Regions from separate parts of the Mus musculus genome. Here region 1 is linked to region 2. The links are chromatin loops, found by intact Hi-C in ENCODE. Cell type or tissue: heart. All regions are shown on one strand. Links, peaks and the distances in the headings refer to the core of each region. The heading gives the core; the rest is flanking DNA. Region 1 overlaps Galnt10 (polypeptide N-acetylgalactosaminyltransferase 10). Region 2 has its middle 43 kb from the start of Fam114a2.

Region 1 (12,396 bases), core at 2,473-10,472, 300 kb after region 2:
ATATATGCCATGGCACCTGTATGCACATATGTGCGCGTGCACACACATACACACAGTAATAGAACCAGCATTCGACATGAGCTGTTGCTGGCTGACAAGTTCCCAACCCATGAGGGACAACCAGCACCATGACTGGGTTGAGCATCAACCTTCAACGCGGCTGTCTGATGTCAAACACCAGGAGGAAAGATCTCAGGACCCATGTCAGGATCAGGTGGCCCATGTCAGGTCCTAGCGTTGCCACTGCCAGCAGCAGCTTGGACCAGGATGTTTCTTCTCAGAGCCTTAATTTTCAGCTTCCATAAAATGAGGTTAGTGGTTATGTGGCTCTCAAAGTTGTTGAGAATTAAGAGTCCTAAAAAACATTATCGTTATCAAGTTATCAAGATGTCGGCATTGTCTACAGGACCAGCCGTGTAGTTCAGACCTTGGGACTACAAACAAGCTCTCTAGAATTCTGTGCAAACACTTCTCCGGTGTGATAGAGAGGGCAGTCTGTGTCTCTATGAACCGCCAAGTCTTTGATGCTCTCCCCTTTGAGAGGACAGCCTCCCAAACACAACTAGTGTTGGTATCAAGGGATAATGCCCAGAGTACTTAACAAAAGATTCGGCACCAGTCCACTGGGACAGACAGATGCTCTGTAACTGCACAGCTCCAACCCTCATAGGGTAACCAGGATGCCACAGCAGCCCTTCACACGAGTCAGACCTGTGAGGGTCATGCTCATGTTACACTCACTTCAAACTGCACGGTCTGCAGTGACAGGGACAGGGCCTGACCCCAAGCTTGCCAGCTCCAAAATCGACATTCTATAGCCTGTTGAGTGGCTGTGCATCCTGAGGCTGCTCTATGTATAGACTGAGAAGCGACAGTGTCTGCCATGGATGCAGGTTTTGTGAGCCATAGCACAGAGGTCTTGTCTGTTGGCTCAGTCTCCCCGGCCCTTGTAATCTAGCTTGGCAAAGGCTGCATTCCATCAGTGTAGTGAAGCCGCCAATCCATCCACCAGACACCTCATGACGCATTGTTCCAGGTTTGTCCCCAGCAGCAGGCCCATCTGCATAGCGAAGTGTTGCTAGGTACTCCACTGCAGTAGATCTAGGATCTGTCTGTGGCTCACTCATGGCTACATCCCCAGCACCTGAAGGATTGCCTGGCAAGGACGGCGCTGCATGAAATTTGTAGCTGGACATGGGTGGCCCGGGCCAACTGTGTGGTCGCCAGAGCTGCTTCCCCGCCCCGCAGTAACTTGTTCTCCAGAGCTGCGGAGGAGGAGACCAGCAGACAGGGCGTCATTCACCAAGGGATCTCTGAGCCCACGGGGATTTCATGTTATTCCATACATTTCAAAAAACGCATCTAATGTCCCTCATCAGACAGTCGCGGCAGAATAAATGATGGGGGTGTTGTTTTTGTTTTAGTCCTCCGGTTCAGTTTATTTACAAAAGACTTGCTAATGAAGCCACACTGGAGAATGAGGAAGGAAGCTGGCTCGAATTCCATCTGATCCAATTATGCTGGGCACTCTCTGGGGATAATGAGCTGGAATAATGAGGGGGCCTGGCCTCGGGGAGGGAGACATTCTCTCTCTCTCTCTCTCTCTCTCTCTCTCTCTCTGCCCTGGACAGTGACAGCCTGCCTGTCCTGCCTATGTTCCAGGCCCCAGGCAGGCCTGTCCAGCTGCTATGCTGTCTCTTTGAGCACAGGCTCTGTCTCAGCCAGGGCTCAGCCTCTCCCAAGAGCCTCTCTCTCTTTGCCGAGACCCCATTCATTCTTCATGGTGACAGAAATGACAATGGCCTGAGAGACGCAAGTGCACCTCCAGAAATTATGACGGATCCGTCGTTGCCACCGGGCCCCCCAGATTAATAACCCTGCTCTGATGCCAGGCCATGCCTGTTTCTCCTGACAGGAGAAGAGTAAAACTCACTCCAGGGCTAAAGATGTAGCTCGGCAGTAGAGGGCTTGCCCAGCAACCGTGAGTCACTGCCACACAGTTAATATGTTTATTACACCTGCGCCACCATTGATGCGTTGCTTGGGTATGATGGCGTACACTTGTTATCCCAGCACGCAGGCCGAGGCAGGAAGGAGCTGGTGAGTCTAAGGCTGATCTGCACTACGCAATTCCTGTATGGGAGGGAGGGAGGGATGGATGGATGGACGGACGGATGGATGAAAAGAACAAGTAAGGGACCTGAGATGTAGCTCACTTGGTAGAGCAGTTGCGTGTGAGCTCTGAGTTTGAGCCCCAGCATAAACTAACTGGGCGGTGCGTGCCTATGATCCTAAGCACCAGATGGCAGAAGAATCAGGAGTTCAAGGTTAGCCTGGGCTGCATGAGACTTTGCCTCAAAATAAGTCAGGAAAGTTGCAGTCTGAAACTGTCTGGAAGTCACCGATCTCCTCTTCCTCCTGTGGAGGTCTTTGTGTCAGAGTCTCCTGCTTGGGAGCTTGGCCTCTCAGTTCTAAAGGCAGGTTAAAACTGGGCTCTGTAGCTCAGCCCACCAGCACCCCAACACACCCCACCCCATCCTGCTTCTCTTCTCTCTGTGCCCCACCCCCACCCCCTGCTTCTCCTCTGACCCCATCATTCCCAGTACTCTTATACCAGTAACCCAGACCAAAACCAACATAGTGTATGTAAAGGCCAGGCCTGAAGGACTGACAGTTCCCCAGGTCAGAACCCAACCCCCCAAGCCAGGTCCAGTCACTCAGTCTGCTGTCGGTCACTCTGCAGGGCTGGCTCCTACAGCTCACCAGCAGCCTATGGGAACCTGTGGGAAGCTCCTCGAGGGTTTGTGACCTGACGGCTGCCCGTCTGTCCCAGGGCTAGCTGCAGTCCTGGCCCTCCTGGAGCCAGCAGGGTGGTGTGCTAGGGAGGAACTTATCTGCAGCGGGCCTCAGTTTCCCTGTGTGGAGCTTCATCGGCTGTAAAGGGAGCAAGGCCTGAAGGTGCAGTGTAACTAACTAAGGGCAGAGCAAGGTCACCCTGGTTGGGGCTTGGCCCTACCATGACTGCCAGTGTCCAGTGCAGCAACTCAGAATGCCAACCTGAGTCTCTGGCTTTCTGTCCCAAAAAGGGACAACCCCAGTTTTGGGACCCTACTCCTGAGGTTGAGAGATGTGTGTCAGAAGACATTGGTGATGGAGATCATGATAGTGAGGCTGTCTGCTTTACTTCATCCAAGGCAGAATTAAGGCAGGCTGCATCCAGAGAAGGATGTGCTGGGCCCTTCTGTTTCAGACAATGACTGCTCTCCTGGCTAAGAGGAGCATGAGACCCTTTCTCAAAACCAAGAGAAAGACCTGAGACCTCAGCCCTCAAGGCTAGGGAGTAAAAGTGGCTAGCCTGGTCACTGGGCCCAGGAGGAGTGAGTGGGACTGTCCTCCACACAGAGAAAGTGCTGACAGGCACAGACACCCGGGAGGATCTCAGCCGAGATGCATCTGTGCACATAATTATGTTTAGTTTAAGAGGAAAGCAGTGAAGGGAAGTGCAAGTCCTGCTGAGAGCCAAGAAGCCCCTTGGGGGTGTCAGGGCAGGGCCTGCAGGAAGGCAGGGAGCTAGCAGAGCTCAGGGTACAAGGAGTTCTCCAGACTGAGGGAAGAGCCGTAGAGAGAGAGACAAGGATAAGAGGTGGGAGACGAGAGGAGGAAGTCAGCCATGGGGACCGCTCTCAAGCTGATGACCTTATGCAAGATGCATCTTGCGTAGTCCAATGGACTCAGTAGTCAACAGCAGGTTCAGCCTGGAAGGTTTAGCAGGTTTATTCCCATTCTGAGTCAGCCCTCCGCATCTCCATCCAGGGCAGGAATCCATGGAGAGCATCCAGCCAGGTCCTCTGTGAGTTCAGGACATCCTGAGCTCTGGGAACACCTTGGCTGCCTCAAACCTTGCAGCAGAGCAAGGTCACCCTAGTTGCATCAGGCTGGTGGCCAGGCTGGTGTGGCCAGGGATAAAGGAGCTGGAGGTCCTGGCAAAAAAAAAAAGAAAAAAAGAAAAGAAAAAGAAGGCTTTGGATTTCATTTGCCCATTGCACAGTGGAAGGACAGCAGAGCTGGGTCAGCTTTAGCTAGTGCACATGTCACAGAAGATGGTCAAAACCAGGATACACAAGTTGTCTCCACCAGCTTGGCACCACCTCTCAGAAAGGCAGAGGGTGGCCTGGCATCAAGTAGGCATACCTGCCTGGCAAAGCATGCTTACCCATCAATCCCTGGCGACGGGAGAGTGGCGGTGATGGGAGGCTGGCAGCTGATCAATATCTCCTGCTTTAAAAATAAAGTTCTTGGCTTGGCCTTGACATTAATCTAGTGTCCAGATCTTGGCTTGGCCTTGACATTAATCTAGCATCCAGAGCCCATTATCTTGAGACCAGTGTTCTGTTCCATTGACCAGCCGGGGTTTTCCTTTCCCCACCATCAGAATAGAACTGCGCTGCCCAGACAGCACCCCTGCGTTCTGAAACAACTCCCACCCTGGGAAATGGCACAAAGGACATCCTACATCTATCCTGGCAGGAGATAGAAAGACCCTCTCACCCTTTGAGAGCCCTGAATGGATTAGGATGTGAAGCCCAGCCCCTCAGTGGGGCCCCAGCAAGGGTGCTGTACAGAACTGGAGTCATCCCGTGCTAGTCTCTCAATCCACAGGAGACAGAATGTGAAAACACGGTGGATGGCGTCCCAGAAACAGCTGGGACCCTCCACACCCAAAGCCACTGTGGCCTCCATTCTGGACTGTAGTATCTGCCCAGGACCACACCCACCACGCCCCATGAGCAGAGCCAACTTTGTAAAGTTGAATGGGATTAAGATATCCTGTCTAGTCATGCCCCGACGAGAGCCCCCCCCCCCCGCCTTCCCTTCCCTCACAGCCCACTGGGTGCCAGGCCTTCGACGTCCGTGACCCAGCGTCTGTGCCTGCCCCTGTGCACACTTGGCCGTTCTCTGCACCTTGCAGTATTTTTCTGCACCATTCTGAGTTCAGGACCTGTGAAGCCCATGCAGGCTGCATGCTGGCATCTGAGGGCATGGGGACATTAGGTCACCTTTGTCCTCTCTTCTCACCCTACAGGTGTGGATGTGTGGGGGCCGCATGGAGGACATCCCCTGCTCCAGAGTGGGCCACATCTACAGGAAGTATGTGCCCTACAAGGTCCCTGCCGGAGTCAGCCTGGCCCGGGTAAGTTAGTGGCTTTCCAGGGGATTGGGGACAGCCTCTGGCAGCATGGAGGCCTCCTGGGTCCCCAGGCTGAGTGGTTGGTAGACAATTTCCAAATGAAATCCAACCAGAAGGAACTTAGGTGAAGCCCTGCCTGGCCACATGGAGACTCTGACGGCGTCCTCTGAGGCTGGGTTTGGAGCTTCGACAAATTAAACTCAATCCTTTCTGATACTTTCAGCACCAAAAAAAGACAGGAAACTGATGTGTTGGTGGAGTGAACTGGTCATTTCACAGGAGGGTTACTTGTGGTGGAGCTAGTGGAGGTACAAAGCTTGACCGGGGTAATTTAAAGAAACATGACAAGCAGACATAGTGGTGGTCTTTTATGTTGATAACCTTGGTGGGAGGCAGGAGGGGGGTGGTAAATAAATAGTTATCTTCTTCACCCTCCCCCCAAAACATGTAAAACTGTGATTGACCTGAAAACCATATCAGGGGTTGAAGTTGGCTGCTGACTTCAAGGGATAATCATTAGCAAGATTAGGGAGTATGGGGTTCGTTTACTGGGGAAATAAAATTTATTGGAAATAAATTAAATAAAGGGAACCTCAAAACTAAGGGACGCTTCTGAAAAGACACGGTGATGTTTGAGATACTAGAGAGGCCAGAGTGCAGCCACACACCCCAAAAATAACCTTGGGGGACCCTCTGGCCTGAGTTCCCAGCGGTTCCCCCTCAGAGAGCCATTTTCATTCATTTTTCTCAACTTCAAATACTGCTGAGCCGGAACATGGCCTAGAAGGCAGGGCAGCAGAGCCCTCTAGTGGTGAATGACTCTAATGACAGCCTCCAGGCCTGCTGCTCTGTGGACAGCCCCTTAACAGGGGAGCTGGGTTCCAGATAAGACATCTTCCCAGATGCCTTTGTCCCTCCCTGAGGAATTCCAAACAGGAAAACAACCAGTCTTTTCATAAGCTAGAGACTGCTACTCTTAGAGGCTACCAGGAGCGTGGGGACAGTGACCCCCGAGCAGGGCCCCACTCCCCAACTGCATCCTTTCCCAAGCCAGAGAAGACTGCAGAGCCACCACACAAGCCTGCCTTTCAGCAGGCGCCCTGCAGAGCAGGGACACAGTGAACTCCCTTCTGCCAGGGTTCTAGCCTCTGCTTCCTGGATGGAAATGAAATGCATCAAATAGCTCAAACTCCAGCTCAGCCCAGTTCAAGGCTGACAAGCGCCTGCATCTGTTGCCGTGACGCCCACACAGGGGTTGGTGGCTGCGTCCCTGTTAGCAGCTGGGGCTGGATAGGGTGCCTCCGTGTCTCAGCTGAATCCCGTTCAGGTATTCAACATCTTTGGCCATCTGTCTGTCCTCAGTCAGATGCTGTGTTTGATGTGAGCTAGCCCCCCCCCCCCGCCCCCGTGGTACATCCCACCTATTCCCTATAAGGCCAGCTATTGCCTGTATGGCTGTACACAAGGTGCTTGTACCCACCGTGGCTACAGCTCACTGCCACCCTTTCTTTAATTGCGGGTCACGTGCAACATGTTTGCTCTCCCCAGCGTTCTGGAATCAGAGACAAAGGGAGCAGGGAGTTCAAAACCAACTCAGGCTTCACAATCGAGACCCTGTCTCGGAAGACAGAAATAAGTCGGCTTACTGTTTTGGCAACAAAGTTCACAGGCTTCTAGAACACTTGCTTCCTAATGACAAGTAGGGCCCTGAGAGAGCCAGCATGCTCTCTTTGAGTGGCACATCTGCCTCTAGAATAAACAGTGCAGTCTTTTACTGCACAAGCCTGTCACTGTCACTGAAAGGCAGCCCTGCAGCAGGCGGAGGGGCCAGGCCTTGACATGCAGGCCAGCGGAGATTTCCCTGTGTTCTAGATTGTTCCTGATGTGTAGGGCACTGAGACCTCCCACTTCCACCAGGCCCAGCATTTGCGGTGGAGGCACCCAGTGAGAGGAACTCTCTTTCCAGTGGTATCGGTGGCAGCAAGGAAGCTTGGCTGTCTCTGGGGATCTACCACAGGATTCTTTCCCATGCATGGTCTCCCTGGTGTCACCGTGCCTCCCTAAGCTCCAGAGAAGGTGACTTTCTGCTTGGCTCATGAGCTAAGAACAGTTTTCACAGTTTTAAGCAATTGGAGGGGAATCTGTGACAACTTGAAAATCAAATGGCGGTTGACATCATAAAGTTTTATTGGCGCCCGGCCCTGCTCCCTCATTTACATAGGGCCCTGTCTGTTTTACAGCCCTGTGCCTTGAGACCATCTGGTCTCCAGAACGCAGATCCCCACCAGAAAACACTAAAACATTTGTCCAGCCACCTCGCCCCGCCCCGCCCCGCCATGCAGTCTGCTCCTAAAGCAGACCTTTACAGACAGGTGCGACTGGTTACACTGCAGAGGGAAACTCAGCTTAACCTCGAGATAGAAGTCGAGCCCACCCAATTACCTGGGTGTCCTGAGGGAGCGGGGAAGCGGGGAAGCGGGTCCAGGCCATTGGAAGAGGCCTGGGTTTGAAGGAAGAGGTTTCCAAGCAGGGGCTTTTGCTGGACCCCATAGACTTGTGCTCTTCGCTCTGAATGGAGTCTGCACAAGATCTCAACCCTCCTGTCTCCACATCACTTTGCCCAGGGCTACCTCCCTCTAAGGAAGGCCACATCCAGTTGCCATTGGTTGATGTTTTACAGTTGGCTGTCCTGAGGCCTCATAGTAAAACTCTCAAACCTCTAAGGATTGTTAGAGATCCCACCTTCTGGTGGGATTGGACCTTCTGAGTGCAAATTATTCTTGTCATGGAATCCCATCGGAACTGTTGTTAAAAATGACAGAAACCGGGCTGGAGAGATGGCTCAGGGGTTAAGAGCCTTGACTGCTCCTCCAGAGATCCTGAGTTCAATTCCCAGCAACCACATGGTGGCTCACAACCATCTGTAATGGGATCCAATTGCCTCTTCTGGTGTGTCTGAAGATAGCTATAGTGTATTCATATACATAAAACAAATAATAATTTATTTTTTTAAATGTCCCACTCAAATTGGCTTTGAAGAGCAGGAGAGCTGGCTTAAGAGTATTCAGGGTACAGGTATGGGGTTCTGAGTTTGGATCCCAGCACCCACATATGAAGCCAGACCACAGACACCTGTAACCACCACCGATCCAGGGAAAGACACGGGATAACTGGGATTTGCTGGTTGCTATCCTAGCTCCAGGCTCGGTGAAAAACCCTGTCTCAAAAAATAAGGTGCAGGGGCTGACAAAATGGCTCTGGGCTAGCCTGTGCTCCTCAGCAAGCTTGACCCTTGCACCCATCTCTCATTCCAGAACCTGAAGCGAGTGGCAGAGGTATGGATGGATGAATACGCAGAATACATCTACCAGCGCAGGCCGGAGTACCGCCACCTCTCAGCTGGAGATGTCGTGGCCCAGAAAAAGCTCCGAGTCTCCCTCAACTGTAAGAGCTTCAAGTGGTTTATGACCAAAATTGCCTGGGACCTGCCCAAGTTCTACCCACCCGTGGAACCTCCGGCTGCGGCATGGGGGGAGGTGAGTGTGAATGGAGGGGCTGGACCCTCACTGCAGGAACGTGCCCAGGAATGCCTAAACGTCACAGTCCTTTCTTCCCTTTCTCTCTTGGACCCTGTCCTGGTGGCGTTGATTTTGTGCCGTTGTGCTACTAAATGTTCTGAGTGGCTACGCTGGGTCAGCATCCATTTTTTCCTTTTGACTATGAGACACTGCTGGATTTGGTTTGGTGTCTAATGTCCTTTGGCTTGTGATGCCAGGGACAGGAGCGCAGGACCTTTCACGTTCTAAGCCGTGCTCTTGGGTGAGCCATGCACACAGCCTATGGTCCCCATTGGAAATGCAGACTAAGAGCACACAGAACAGGTTCAGGGCAACTGAGGAAGGGCCCCCATCTCCACCTCACCCTCCTGCGAGCTTCTCACCGGAACCTTTGAAGCCTGCTGTTGCTACCTGGCCTCTGGGTGATGTGTGCGTCCTAAGCAAATGTGCAGCCTAGAACTCCAACCCAACCCCCAGCCTTCATGGCTGATGTGTGGGCCAGGGCCATTTTTGTTCTTTGGAGTGGGTTGGGGAGAACCCACACTTTCTTGTGCCATTCTCTAACCAGAAAGGATAATTCTACGTGGACAGCAAAGATCTTGCATCCCTTTTGAATCGCTTCCTGGACAGATACTGTCCCTGGACAGACCTGTCCCCTTCAAGCCCTTGGAATTGGGGTCAAATGGATCCTGGATCTGTTGGATAGAGTGCTCTCAGTGTGAGGCCAGAGAAGGACCTTGCCCTACAGGGTTCTCCTTTCTCCCGGAGGACCTCCCAGCAGCCTGGGGCAAGCTCCTCACGGGCAGTTCGAAGTTCAGCCTGGCTGGGGTTTCTGCCGTAGTCTCCCCAGCATCCGGCAGGGCCCAGTGGACACCTCGAGGAGTCTCAGTGGCTGGTCCCTTTCCTCCCTCAGATTCGCAATGTGGGCACAGGACTGTGCACAGACACGAAGCTTGGCACACTGGGCTCCCCACTGAGGCTCGAGACCTGCATCCGGGGCCGAGGCGAGGCTGCTTGGAACAGTATGCAGGTAAGGGCCACTTAAAGGGGCTCTCGGTCCCAGGTCAGTTGTCAGCCAGGAGATGAGTCTCAGAACTCCCAGAGCACCAGGGAAAGGGGGGTGGGATTCCTGCACGTGACACCACCTGGACGGATACACTCCCGCCCTCATGCCTAGGACCAATAGACAACTTTGGCTCATTTCACTAATAAGGGGTGCATGTGTGTGTGTGTGTGTGTGTGTGTGTGTGTGTGTGTGTGTATGTGTGTATACGCGAGTGTGCGTGCATGTATCTGCTCTGGTTTCTGTTATTAAACTCAGTGCCATGTACTGAGTACTTTATAAAGAATGAAAGTTTATACTTGAAGTTCTCATGGTTCTGCAGATACAAGAGTGTGACTTCTGGCCAGGTCTATCAGGGATCTTTCTGCGGGATAATGACTCATAGAAGGCACCGCCTCAGAACGCAGGCAGCATGTGCTGCCTGCCCCGTGTCTGTCTTACTCTGCTTATAAAGTCCTCGGGCTGGCCGGTGAGATGACCCAGCCAGTAAAGGTACTTGCTGCCTTACAGGGCTAAAAAAAAAAAAAAAAAAAAAAGTTCAATCCCCAGAACTCAGGGCAGCAGATGAGAACCAGATCCCCAAAGTTGCCCCTGACCAACACATTCATGCTGTGGCACATGGTGAAACACACACACACACACACACACACACACACACACACACACAGAGGGAGAGGGAGAAGGAGAGAGAGAAAAAGAATACTTTTTTAAAAAAATAAATAAATAATAAAAATATTTTTTGTAATCAAGGTCTCACTATGTAGCCCTGGCTGTCATGGAACTTGCTACGTAGACCAGGTTGGCCTTGAACTCACAAAGATCCTCTTACCTTGGCCTCCTGGATTCTAGAAATAAAGGCGTGCACCACACCCAGCCTATACAAATAAATTTAAACAAACAAACAAAAAAAAGACACTGGGGAAAAAAAGGCTGGGGATGAAGCCCTACTAGGGTGATTGCCTAACGTGCAAAACCCTGGATTTAAATCCTCAACACCACGCACGTAACTAGTCATGGCGGCACACACACCTGTAATTAACCCCAGCACTCTGGAGACTGAGGCAGGAGATGGGAGGTCAAGGCCAGCCCGTGCTATGTGAGCGGCTCTCTCTTTTGGTGTGCTAAAGAATGTGTAGTGTTCACCAGACACAGGGAGTCTTGAACACCGCACACTGCAAGTCCAACTGATGGAAACCAGTCTAACAGTACGGTGCCATCTCAAGTGATGATGATGATGATGGTGGTGGTGGTGGTGATGATGATGATGACTAGTATAGAGGGCGGGGACCATGTCAGTGCTTGCTACCCGTCTAGCAATGTCCCTGTGTATGCAGGTCTTTACCTTCACCTGGCGGGAGGACATCCGGCCTGGAGACCCTCAGCACACCAAGAAGTTTTGCTTCGACGCTGTCTCCCACACCAGCCCAGTCACCCTCTACGACTGCCACAGCATGAAGGGCAACCAGCTGTGGAAATACCGCAAGGTGTGGGGGCGTGGTGTGGCATGGGGGACCCCCGAGCACCTCCTCGCTAGGCTAGGCTGTCGGTCTGAAGGGTTGCGGTGCCTCCTGCTTCTCCCTGCAGATCCTGCCCACTCATCCTGCTCTGCCAGTGACCTGGCCCTGAGAGACAGGACAGGAACCCAGACTCATGCATTTTAAAAAGGAAGCCATGCTGGGGTATGGTGGTGTCCATCTTAGATGCCAGCACTAGGAAGGAAGAGGCAGGCAGCTCTCGGTGAGATGGAGGCCAGCCTGGTTTACATACAGCTCTAGGTCAGTCCTAGTTGCATAGCAAGACTCTGAAACAAAAGGAGAGAAAGAAAAAAGAAAGGGAGAGAGAGAAAGGAAGGAAGGGGGAAGGAGGAAGCGTGCTCTCACGCATTCCGTGCAGCAGGGACGCAGTAGTACTCTGGTTAGAAGCAGGCCGTGCTGAAGGTCCCACTTAGAAGTGCATTCAAGCTGGGCAGTGGTGGTGCACGCCTTTAATCCCAGCACTTGGGAGGCAGAGGCAGGCGGATTTCTGAGTTCGAGGCCAGCCTGGTCTCCAGAGTGAGTTCCAGGACAGCCAGGGCTACACAGAGAAACCCTGTCTCGAAAACAAACAAAAAAAGAAGGAGCATTCATCATGAGGTGACAGGAGACGCTGGGCCTTGCTTCCTTGTTGCTGTCATGGCTCCTGTGTTCCCCCACTGACAACCTTCCTGTTCTGTAGGACAAGACGCTGTACCACCCTGTGAGCGGCAGCTGCATGGACTGCAGCGAGAGTGACCACAGGGTCTTCATGAACACCTGCAATCCCTCCTCCCTCACCCAGCAGTGGCTCTTTGAACACACCAACTCGACGGTCTTAGAGAATTTCAACAAGAACTGAGTCCTTAGACCTTGACAAACCCCTCAGGTTCCTGTGGAGCTCATAAACCTTCCTCCTGTGGGAGAAGAGGCATCGGTGGGCACCAAGGTGCTGGGTTCTTGAAGGACTGACATGGTGGGGCCACGGGGAGAACAGACCATACCAATGGCTCTCCAAGAAGGCGGAGCCTGCTCACATCATAGCAGAGCTCACCAGCCTGTCAGCATGTTCCCTAA
Region 2 (12,396 bases), core at 1,364-9,363:
AATTCAGACAGTGTTTGCTCAAAGAAAGTTCCATACCAGAGTATAGACTTCGACGCCTGGTCACAGTGCCCAGCAGTTAAGACCCCAAGAAGCTGTTAGCTCACATCCCAACCTAGCTGTGGTTGGGCTACTGTTACTGTAAACATGACTGTATTTAGAAATGCCTTGGGCACTGGTGACAGACACCTTTGAACGTCTCTGCCAGGAAGTTTTCAGAGAGCAGGGAGTTTTCAGAGAGGTTTAACTGCAAGGCAGGGGAGACCTGCCCTGGAAGTCAGTGGCACCCCTCCACAAACTGGTCTGCCAAAGTGAATAAAAAAGGGGGAGGGGAGCCAGCGGAGCACCTCATTGGTCTATTCCTGCTTCCTGACTCACCTAGGTTTGACCAATCAGCATCACACTCCTGGAACCGCAATCACAAGCAGCTCCTGACACTAAGCCATCCCCACCACAATGGAGACTGTGGGGCAGAGTCAGCCCAGTCTCATTCTTAACCAGGCGCTGGCGGTGCACACCTTTAATCCCAGCACTTGGGAAGCAGAGGAAGGGAGATCTCAGAGTTCGAGGCCAGCCTGGTCTACAGAGCAAGTTCCAGGACAGCCAGGACTAAACAGAGAAGCCTTGTCTCAAGAAAGAAAGAAAGAAATACAGCAACAACCCACTATTAGAACTCAGGTCACAGTGAAAGTGGGGGACTTTGATACCTCACTCCTTCCAACAGACAAGGGATGGGACAAAAACTAAACAGAAAAACATTGGGAACAGATAATGTCATAAATTAAATGGAGCAAAAAAAAAAACGTGCACCGAGCATGTCACTTGGACACAGAAGAGCCTACATTCTTCTCCTCAGCCTATAGAACTTCCTCCAAAATAGACCACATATCAGGACTCAAGGCAAGTCTCAACAACTATAGAAAATTTGACATAATATCCTGCCTTCTGTCTGAGCACAACGGAATAAAGCGGACTATGTCAAAGATGATAGGAACTGAAAGAACTCCTGGGAACAACCCCACCACTGAGTGATAACTGGGACAAGGAAGAACTCAAGAGAGAAATTTTAGAATTCCTACAGGTGGATGAAATGAAAACACAGCATGCTAAAGTCTAAGGGAAGACAGTCCCGAGGTTAGGAAAGATTAGAACACTAAGTGTCTACATCAAAAAAAAACTTAATCTCAAATCAATAACCAAATGACTCAACTGAAAGAACCAACAACACCTAACACAGTGGCTGGGGACGGGCTGGAGAGACGAGTACTTGCTGCTCTGCCAGGGCACCCACGTTTGGTTCCCAGCACCCACGTGGTGTCTCCTAACTCAAAAAAGCCTAGGGCCAGATGGATTCAGAGCAGAATCCTCCTCTAAAAGGATTTCAAAAGAGAACGAACACTAACACACCTCAGATTACTCCATAAGATAGAAAAGGAAGAGGCATTACTAAACTCCTTTTCGGAGGTTAGTATTACCCTATATCAAAACTACACAAAGACCAACCCAAAAACAGAAAGAAAGAAAGGGAGGGAGGGAGGGAGGGAGGGAGGGAGGGAGGGAGGGAGGGAGGGAGGGAGGGAGGGAGGAAAAGAAAGAAAGAGAAAAAGAAAGAGAGAAAGAATAAGAAAAAGAAAAGAAAATTACAGGACAGCATCTCTGATGAAGACAGATGCAGATAGATAGATAGATAGATAGATAGATAGATAGATAGATAGATAGATAGATAGATAGATAGATAGATAGATAGATAGAACCCTTCCTCCAAACCAAATTCAAAAACACATTTCAAAATATTATTATCAAGTTGGCTTCGTCCCAGAGACACCGGGATGGTTCAATATTGGTAAATCAACAAATGTAATCTATCACATAAAAAGATCTAAGGACAAAAAATTCATTAGATGCAGAAAAGGCCTCGGACAAAATCCTTTTGGAGCTAGATTTGCTAGGAATGCAGCTCGACACAATGGAGGCAGTTTAGAGCAAGTCCACAGCCAACCTCCTGCTCACTGGAGAAAACCTCAAGGCATTGTCTCTAAAACCAGGAACAAGACAAGGTGCCCACTCTCCCCGCCCCTCTTCAATGCTGTAACTGAAGCCTCAACTAGAGCAATAAGAACGGAAGGAGACAAGGACGTGCAAACAGGAAAGGAAAAATACAAAGTATCTATTTGCAGATGATATGATTTGACACATAAGAGACCCTAAAAACTCCAGAAAAAAAAAAGCTGATAAACACATTCAGCAAAGCAGCAGGCTACAAAACTAACACAGGAAAGTCAGTAGCTTTCCCAGCTCCAACAAGTGTACCAAGAAAGAAATCAGGGACATATGGCCATTCACAATAGCCTCAGAAACAATGAAACGTCTTGCAATAAATTTAACCAAGAAAGTATAAGTCTTATACAAGAAAACACTGGCTTCTTAAAACGTGAGATTCTGGGGATGGAACATTAGCCCATGCTTGTCTCCAAGGCACCTTAGCAGCTGAACCATCTCACCCCGACCCCGACCCCGACCCCGACCCCGACGACGACCCAGACCCCGACCCCGACGACGACCCAGACCCAGACCCAGACCCCCAGACCCAGACCCTGACGACCCAGACCCAGACGACCCAGACCCTGACCCAGACCCAGACCCAGACCCAGACCCAGACCCAGACCCAGACCCAGACCCAGACCCAGACCCAGACCCAGACCCAGACCCAGACCCAGACCCAGACCCAGACCCAGCCTCTATATTTAACAGATTCTATTAACTCAAATTAACTTAGCAGTTTTCTGTTCCACTCACACAGGAAGCCTAATGGGCTCATAACCTAGTAAAAGAGGCCTTGATGTGACATAATTCTGCTACACTGGGCACAGAGGTCCTGAGACGTTTGGAAAGGGAGGATTCCTGTATTACAGGTCACCCAAGAAGACTTCACAACACACTGAAAAGGTGAGCTGGGGCCAGCAGGAACAGCTTTGGCAGCTGAGAACCCTGGGAACGGACTCGCATCAATCAGCAAAGGCCTCCAAGTAGCTACAGCGTGAGCTGCGTGTGGGCAGGTCCTTCGCTTCAAGGAGACCAAACCAGCTACTGGGAGCTTGGCAGCTCTGTGCATGGTTTGTGGAGGATAGAGTCTTCAATGGGTCCTGGAGGGTACCCAGGGTGACAGCCAGTCTGTTGTGCAGAACACGGCAGCAGTATTTGTCACAGCTTGCAACACGCACTTTCCCTGAAGAACTAGGAGCTTCCTCCCCAAAGCCGCCACCAAGCCAAGTGACTTGGAGAGAGAGAGAAAAAAAAAACTGTCGTGCAATTGCTGGAAATGTTTAGGGGGTCTCAGAGACAACAATGCAGGAGGGGCAGGTGAACTGTGGAAACGGATACTCAGTGCTAAGGTAGAGGATCCATCCTCTCTCTCTCTCTCTCTCTCTCTCTCTCTCTCTCTCTCTCTCTCTCTCTCTCCACCTCCCACGGCTAGCATGTCTTCTTGAACAGCCATTCTGACTGGGTTAAGATGGACTCTCAACGGTAGTTTTGAATTGCATTTCTCCAGTGGATAAAAATACTAAACATTATTTTCATGTCTTTGTTTTACTTCTGATCTTATTGTTTTGTATCATTTTTGAGGCTGAGGCTCCTGCAACCCAGGCTGGACTTAAACTGGATATGTAGCGGGGGATGACCTTGAACTCTTGATCCTCCTGCCTCTACCTCCACCTCACCCATGCCCACAGATTTGAAGAGTCTTCCTCTATTCACTTCAAAGTTTCAGCCCTTTCGTTAAGGTGGGCCACTTTGAGCTGACCTTGGCTGAGCATGACACAGGTCCAGTTCAGTCTTCTACGCGAGCATGTCCAGAGGCCATCTTTCCTCCAGTGTATGTTTTCGTACCTGTGGTGGGGAGGGTTCTTCTGCTGGTCGACAGGCCGTGCTTCGTGCCAGTTCCGGCTGTTTTGTTGCTGTAAGTGTCACCTAGCTTAAGATTCGCGTCATCTCTCCAGCATTGCTCTTAGCTCAATGTCGTTTTGGCTGTGCAGGGTGTTTGTGCTTCCCCTGTGGGTTTTAGCATTGTGCTTTCTAGTTCTGTGAACAATGTCATTGGACTTTGGATGGGGTCTGCATTGAACCTGTTCATCTCTTTTGGTAATATGCCCACCTTCACAATGTTAATCCTGCCAGTCCCTGAACATGGGAAGTGCTTCCATCCGCTCGCCACAGTCCTTTCTTCTCACTTCTCTGTGAATTGCCTTCCAGCTCTCCATGTGTCTCCCTGCTCTGGGGCTCCATAAGCTCTTGCGCTAACCAGACAGCAGTTAGCTCCTAGGGTCCTGACTGATGGACATTGAATGCTCACTAACTCCCAGAGCACTTTACACCCAACCACCCCTTCATCATCCTTGGCCATCTCACAGAACTGATTGGCTGGGGGAACCTGAGGCTCCGAGAGGCTGAAAGGGAAGGGGGCCAGAGCTGCAGGCAAATACAGGGGATCTCCTCCCTTCTCCCTCCACGGTCCATCCCGCCAGGAATGCTCTGGCTTGGAGAGGAGGCTGAACACCCCAAGTCAGACTGAAGCCAGGAACAGGAGGAGGCGGTTGCCATGGCAACAAGTGGATAGAGCACTGTGCTTATTGCTTCAGCTCTCCTGACTTCAGGGGAAAAGGAAAAGAAGGATCAGCCAGGACAGGAAGTCTGGAGACGGAGGAGGCAGCCTGTGCACTAAGGATCTGGTGTTGGAAAACTAGGACCTGAGTGTGTGAGCTGGAGCAAGTCCTGCTTTTGCATGAGCCTCTGTGACTGTGGTGGTTTGAATGCTTGGCCCAGGGGGGGATGGCACTATTAGGAGGCGTGGCCTTGTTGGAGGAAGTGTGTCACTATAGGTGGGCTTTGAGGTCTCCCAGTGCTCAAGCTCTGCTGGTACAGAAGAGAGCCTCCTCCTAGCTGCCTATAGAAGAGAGCTTCCTCCTGACTGCCTGCAGTAGAGTATCCTCTTGGATGCCTTCAGATCAAGATGTAGAATTCTTGGCACCTCCAGTTCCAAGTCTGCCTGGATGATGTCATGCTTTCCACCATGATGATAATGGACTAAACCTCTGAAACTGTTAAGCCAGCCCCAATTAAATGTTGTCCTTTATAAAAGTTGCCTTGGTCATGGTGTCTCTCCACAGCAATAAAACTCTAACAAAAACAGCGACCATCAGAAATATCAGGCCCTAGGGTCTCCAGTACCTGACAATCCTAACACGTGGGAATTCTCTATCATGAATCAAGATCCAGAGGGCTGAAAACACCACCAGTGTGACCCAGAGGTGACAGCAACTCACTGGACTCTCAGGATAACTGTGATGTGCACAGCCTTCTCCCAGCCTCCCCAGTAGACCGAAATGTCCTAGAAGCCTCAGTCTTCCGCAATATAACAGAGGACGTTATGCGTGTGCATTATGGCAAAAAGGTACAGTGACCAAAACTGGCCAGCAGATGGAGCCAAGCACTCTGGAATCCAGAGCAGATTTCTAGTTTGGGTTTTGGTGGGAATTTTTATAGTTCGTTTTGTTTTACTTGGTTGGTTGGTTGGTTGGTTGGTTGGTTGGTTGGTTGGTTGGTTGGTTGGTTGGTTGTTGGTAAGGGACGCATACATGCCTGGGCATTTGTGTGGCAGTCAGAGGACAACTTTCAGGAGTTGTTGTGTGTTTTTTTTTTCCTCCCACCATTGTAGATCCCACAGATTAAACTCAGGCTTAGCATCAAGTACCTTTCACTGCTGCCTTACCCCACTGGCTCCTGTTTCCTGTTTTGATTCCCAAAGCTATGGAATCAGAAACCAAGACACGAAGGTAAGAGGTATGTTTGAGGTTTCCCACCTGCGAGCTGTCTAAGCCAGACATAAGATGCTAAGACCAGCCATTATCTTCCTCCCCCCCCCCCCCCCCGTCTTAGTCAGGGTTTCTATTCCTGCACAGACATCATGACCAAGAAGCAGTTGGGGAGGAAAGGGTTTATTTGGCTTACACTTCCATACTGCTGTTCATCACCAAAGGAAGCCAGGACTGGAACTCAAGCAGGTCAGAGAGCAGGAGCTGGTGCAGAGGCCATAGAGGGATGTTCTTTACTGGCTTGCTTCCCCAGGCTTGCTCAGCCTGCTCTCTTATAGAACCAAGATTACCAGCCCAGAGATGGTCCCACCCGCAAGGGGACCTCCCTCCTTGATCACTAATTGAGAAAATGCCTTACAGCTGGATCTCATGGAGGCATTTCCCCAACTGAAGCTCCTTTCTCTGTGATAACGCCAGCCTGTGTCAAGTTGACACAAAACTAGCCAGTACACCCCCCTACTTTTCTCTGTCCAGCCAGCAGGACTCTGGTCAGGCAGAATAAATTCCAAGACACCCTGATCTAATTCTAGCTTGCTTGTAATAGGATGATGGGGAACAAGGAAGGCAGTCCTCAGTCAGAGGAATCGGGTTCACAGAGCACCTGGGGTTGCCTAGACACATAGCACACGTCAAAAATGAACAGTAAAGTCGATCACAGAGGCTTTTTTTAAAATATTTTTTATTACGTATTTTCCTCAATTACATTTCCAATGCTCTCCCAAAAGTCCCCCATACCCTCCCCCCCCCCACTCCCCTACCCACCCATTCCCATTTTTTGGCCCTGGCGTTCCCCTGTACTGGGGCATATAAAGTTTGTGTGTCCAATGGGCCTCTCTTTCCAGTGATGGCCGACTAGGCCATCTTTTGATACATATGCAGCTAGAGTCAAGAGCTCCGGGGTACTGGTTAGTTCAGAATGTTGTTCAATAATAGCCAGAAGCTGGAAAGAACCCAGATGCCCCTCAACAGAGGAATGGATACAGAAAATGTGGTACCTTTACACAATGGAGTACTACTCAGCTATTTAAAAGAATGAATTTATGAAATTCCTAGGCAAATGGATGGACCACAGAGGCTTAACTAGCGTGTGGACTGTTTCACTGTGTAGCCCTTCGCCTCTGCTGCTGCGTTCCTGTGGAGTCTCACACCTGCGTGGCCTTTCTCCCTCACTTCCTTCTGGCTTCACCCTCTCCTAGGCTGGGAACAACTGTCATCCTGAGGCTAGGCCTGTTTTTTTCTGTTTTGTGGCCATCACTTCCTAGGATAAGCAGTCATACTTTAGCAAGATGATGAGGCAGAGGCCGGATGGCCAGGGTGTGAGAAAGCCCTGAGGTCATGGGAATCCCGCACCTTCCCATCCATCAGCTCCCAGGTAGCTCCATTCCCCCCACCTCTCTTGTCTCTGATCTTCTACAGACCCTGGAGCCAGCCTCTTCCCGGTGTGAGCAATCTCATCTCCAGCAGCCCCTCCCTCCCTGACCAGCCAGACCCTCTGCTTTCCAGGTACAGATGTTTCTCTAGCAGGGTCTCCTGGAGGCACAGCATCCTGTCTCAAGGACCCACACTGCTTGCCGTCATTGCTTGCTTGACAGTGGAAGGAACACCATTCTAGGTTGATATCTACCACTGTGAAGAAGAAGAAAAAAGTCTTTGTCCAAAGGCAACTGATGGAAGGAAACTGTTTATTTCGGCTTATACTTCCAGGTCACAGTCAATCACAAAGGGAAATCAGCCCAGGATCTCAGTCAGACACTGTGGAGGAAGACGTTTCGGCTCTCTCATCGGCTCCCATTTGCCCAGGGAATGCTACCACCCACAGTGGATTAGTAACAATGAAGACATTCCCCCACAGCTGACCACAGACCAACCTGATGAAGATACAACCTGAGAAAGTTGATACTTTTTTTTCCTCCAAGGGATTCTGGGCTACTAGGGGGAGCACTGTGGAGTCCAGCAATCCCCCTCAAGTCCGACCCTGCCCTGACAGAGGGCACTCCTTCCAACTAGAGGTTCCCATGTTTCCTGTTCAGTTCATTCTTCCTTAGGATCTGGCCAAACCAACCCAACTCTGACTCCATGTGGCCTTGGCTGGGACTCAGTGTGTCTGAGTGCCTCCCTGGTGCTGGCTTGCAGCTGAGTCCTCTCACGGGAATGCTGTGGGGTCTTTGCTCCTGCTCTGCCCTCCAGCCCGAATGGGACGGGCACCCCACAGACTCTAGAACCCTCATGGTACTGAAGACTGGTCTATCTTTAGACTCAGCTGATGTCCAGACATCAGACAAGAAGCCCGGTCCTGATTATATTGTCATTTTTTAATGCTACATAAATAAAATTATGCAGAATGTAGCCCGTGGGGCTTTTTCCTCCCCTAATCCGCATAATTAATTCCCTTGGGATTGACCTCAGCTGTTACAAAGATCTATTGTGGGTTCATTACTATAATTGCTGAGAATCACATAGTATGGCTGTATCCGAGTCTAGGTCTTTCCAGTGTTGGGGGTGTAATAAGCATAGCTGCTAGGCAAAGCATGTCCTCCTTTCTCATCACTAATTACACTAATCAACCCAGATGTCCCTACATAACCGAGGCCTTTGTTCCTGCTGTGTCGAACATGTTCTGTGACCATATTGTCCTTTCTATGCCAAGTCTAGTGGCTCTGGGAAACCCCAAGCAGGTGCTCCCTCACAGGTTTTATCACTGGATGGGCATCTCTGTGCCAGTCCCTTCAGGGACTAACACAGGACACATATGAGGCTAAAAATCACAGGACAGACTCACTGCAGAGGCTCTGCACACAGAGTTGGGACATCTAAAAGCCAGGCCTCTTGGTCTCTTTCACGGTCATTATCCTAACAATCAAGAATGAAACTGGTTTCCCTGCTGACAGCTCATGGTGACCGTGTCACGTCATGGAAAGCGGGAACTCTGGTGCTCTGCGTTTGAGCCCCATCACAGACACCTCTGTGACCTCAGACTGATGACATAACTCTCCCATGCCTCAGTTTCCTCTTCTATAAAATAGGCACATTAACAGCAGAGTGGTTGTAAGGATTAAATGGTGTAAGCATTACATGATACATACTCAGGACAGTATCTGGGACACTGTCACAAGGCAGGGTCTCCGTAGATGATTTACACAGATCAACCCACCAACGACTGATCACAGTGTGACGAGACTGATTTTACAGATCAAATTGAAGAGTGGATTACTTATCCATTGCCACAGAGCTGGGAAGCGAGAGAGCAGAGATTACTTTATGAGCCTGTCTGCAGTAGTCTTGCAGCCCCCAAACTGGGGGTGTCATTACCTTGGCCCCCAAGTGGTTATGAGAATTTAAAGTACATTCCACAGTACTTCCTATTCAAAGTGCTCCCTGTGTGAGCTTCCTTTTAGCTGTTGGTGGCTCATAATTCTGCAGTTCCAGGTGTGGGGCATTGGGCTACATACACAGACAGTCTGGTCTCCAGTCGAGCTGGGTTGTGGAACCCCGGGACCCGGTGGTGGTAATTCACCTACATGGGACGGTAGGAGTTCCCTCGTGTCTCCTGGAACTCTGACTCCTGTCAAAGTTACCTCTCCCACAGCCCCCACAGGAGAACCATGGTCAGTAGTCACATAGACAAAGTCCCAAGCTTCTGACCTTCAGGCTAAACTCCTCCCCAGTTACCTAGCAACAGTAAGATAACAGCCCACCATAAGAGGGGCTGCTTGGCCCCACCTCGCTCTCTTACTCCCCTTACTCTCCTCTCTTTCTCCTCTCCTCTCACTCTCTTGCTCTCTCTTTCTTACTCTCTAGCCTTTCTTCTTCTCTCTCCCTTTCACCTTTCTCTCCTCTTGGCCAGGGCCGGTCTCTCTCTCTCTCTCTCTCTCTCTCTCTCTCTCTCTCTCTCTCTCTCTCTTTCTACCTTCTCTCTTTTCCCCTGCCTTTCTACAATAATGCTCTAAAACCACAGACTATCTGTTCATCAAGGCCCACTGCACTTGGACAATGGAATAGGCTTTCCTCTAGTGAGCCGTTTCTAATCTCCTGATGGAAGGCCTTCCTGTGCTCTAGTCAAGGCCCGGACTAAGGACTCTCTCGCCTGTGTGGAAACCTCTCTCCCTATGCCCTCTCTCCCATAACCCCGGGGCTACAGGGTGTTGCCCCGGGGCCCCTGGTTGGGGGCTGCCCCTTGTCCATCCCCCACCATGTGGGGTCAGTAGCTTGGATGCCTACCCGGGGCCAAGTGGAAAGTGTCTAACAGCCCTCCCACATCAGCCTGCCCAGAGCTTAGAATGAACTCTGGCTGGATGTGGACTATCCTCCCTTCCCCCTTGTGATGATTTGTACATTCTTGGACCAGGGAGTGGCACCATCTAGAGGTGTGGCCTTGTTGGAATAGGTATGACCTGGTTGGAATAGGTGTGTCACTATGGGTGTGGGCTTAAGACTCTCACCCTAGTTGCCTGGGAAGTCAGTCTTCCACTAACATCCTTTGGATGAAGACATAGAACTCTCAGCTCCTCCTGCGCCATGCCTGCCTGGATACTGCCATGCTCCCACCTTGATGATAATGGACTGAATCTCTGAACCTGTAAGCCAGCCCCAATTAAATGTTGTTTTTATAAGACTTGCCTTGGTCATGGTGTCTGTTCACAGCAGTAAAACCCTAACTAAGACACCCCTCTTCCCCTACCCCACTTAGTTCCCACATCCAGGGACAGTAGGTATCAGCTCCTTGAGTCAAAACCAGCCAAGGCAGCAACAAGGAGCGATGAGAGCATCTGTAAACATCCGCCATGCTAACCCGACTGGACAGGCAGGCCGGAGACAAGGCCATCCAGCCCAGCCCAGACATGTTAGCTGCTCGCTCCCTCCCTCCCTCCCTCTGAGGCTTTCAAAGCTGCTCCATGGCTCAGCCAGAACCACCAGCATGAACTAACCCGAACAGAACACACACACTCCATATTGTTTCCCCAGCACTTAGCCCAGCGTCTCTCTACACATGCCGAAGTGAGGTAGGCTCTATAGTCAGACCAGCAAAGACAGAGCAGAAGATCTGAGCACAGGGCCTAGCTGAGTCTATGTCTCTTAGGAGGCCTCAATGTCCTTGGCTGGGAAGTCATACACTCCAGATGTCAGCAGATCCATTCTATACTGACAGCCACACTCACTTCTGATCCTGCGGCAGAACACCAAAGTGAGCTGGAGAGTCGCTGGGATGGGTTGACAACTTGACAACATCTGGAATCAACTAAAATCTAAACTTGGGGCTCGGGTGGGGTGGGGGGCACACCTGTGAGGGATTCTTGCTCGATTTGAAGTAAGCAGATCGACTTCTAAATCCAGATCTCTGAGGTGGGCAGGCATGTCTTTAATGCTAGATCTTTAATCCAGAGGCTAAGGTGAGAAGACACACCTTTAATCCAGGCCACACCTTCTGCAGGAAGCCTAGATAAGAGCACGAGAGGAGGGATGTTTTTGCTCTTTGCCTGCTTGCCCTGGCTTGCTGGCAAGTCCATTCCTTACGCTGAAAAGCAGCTGAGCCATCCAGCCTTGCAGCTGAGCAAACTACTGGGTTCTTAGACTTTCTGTTCCTAGGCTGCCATTGCCGGATTAGGTAGACCCCAGCCTGTAAGCCATCTTATTAACCACCCCCACAGAGAGAGAGTCATTGCGTAAGTTCTATTGCTCTAGAGAACTCTTACTGAAACAGTTACACTACACAGAGAAGTACATCCAGATTTACTGAAGGCAGTATTCGCATACTGCTCGACTTTCAAAACGTCTCCTTTAACGCACAGCTGAATTATTCAGCGCCACCTGAGAGGTAAGCGGGTTTCAGTTGCATGAAAAAGTTTAAAGCCCTTCAGGTTTAAAATCTCAATCGAAAATTCCATGTTCACTCTAAGTTACTCAGATGAGGCTGCCCATTCTAGCTCCTAAGTATGCAAGCTAGGCATGGTGGTGAATGTCCTTAATCTAGGCAGAGGGTGGTGGATCTCTTAAGAGTTTGACGCCAGTCTGGTTTACATAGCAAGCTCCAAACCAGCCCCAGATTTAAAAAAAAAAAAAAAAAAAAAAAAAAAAAGCATATTTGGGCCACTATGCAGAAAATAAGTGGCAGGGGAATGCTTAGCTACACATGTGACACCTGTACCACACCCTACCCCCAACAAGGCTCAGAGGACAGCTTCAAAGAGCAGACAGGCTGAAGAGCAGGTTGTCGAGGGTTACTGTGAAAGTGTTTTCTAGACATGATAGGAACGTTGCACCCATGAGCTGACAGCAGCTGTGGATGCCACACAACCTGAACCAGTTCAAGCCAGTCAGCACCCCAACATGGCTGGGAAGGGCTCATGAGGACCAACTGCTGGTTGAGTTGAGGAGCTACTGATAGCTGCTGGGGAGTGGATGAGTCCGCTTTCTTTAGGGTGTGGGCCCTAGTAGGCTGCCCATGTTCCAGTGGATGGATGGCCCTGCATACATGCACAAGTAGGCAGCCCTAATGGGACTCAAGTGGGTTATCAAAAAACCAAGCTTAAAC

Evidence for each region. A loop is a pair of places that touch in the nucleus more often than their neighbours do. Peaks named below come from ENCODE experiments on the same cell type or tissue, not always from the same donor. Only the 100,000 strongest peaks of a DNase experiment are listed, where the experiment ranks them.
Region 1: a loop joins it to region 2, with 11 times the contacts of the local background. A loop is called at or near these places in 19 of 42 quality-filtered maps.

The regions. Positions count from the first base shown.
Region 1 is chr11:57,772,548-57,784,943 of GRCm38, forward strand. Galnt10 (polypeptide N-acetylgalactosaminyltransferase 10) reads left to right here. Exons shown (of 12, transcript NM_134189.2): 8 at 5,084-5,191; 9 at 8,503-8,724; 10 at 9,659-9,775; 11 at 11,143-11,292; 12 at 12,023-12,396. The coding sequence ends at 12,181. Among named protein-coding and RNA genes, the nearest start is that of 2010001A14Rik, 23 kb to the right of the region's middle. In heart, for the core only: no CTCF peak of the experiment used is centred there; a DNase peak (open chromatin) is centred at 3,494; H3K27ac peaks cover 253 bases.
Region 2 is chr11:57,469,876-57,482,271 of GRCm38, forward strand. No RefSeq gene overlaps it. Among named protein-coding and RNA genes, the nearest start is that of Fam114a2, 43 kb to the right of the region's middle. In heart, for the core only: a CTCF peak has its summit at 5,446 (motif pointing right); no DNase peak of the experiment used is centred there.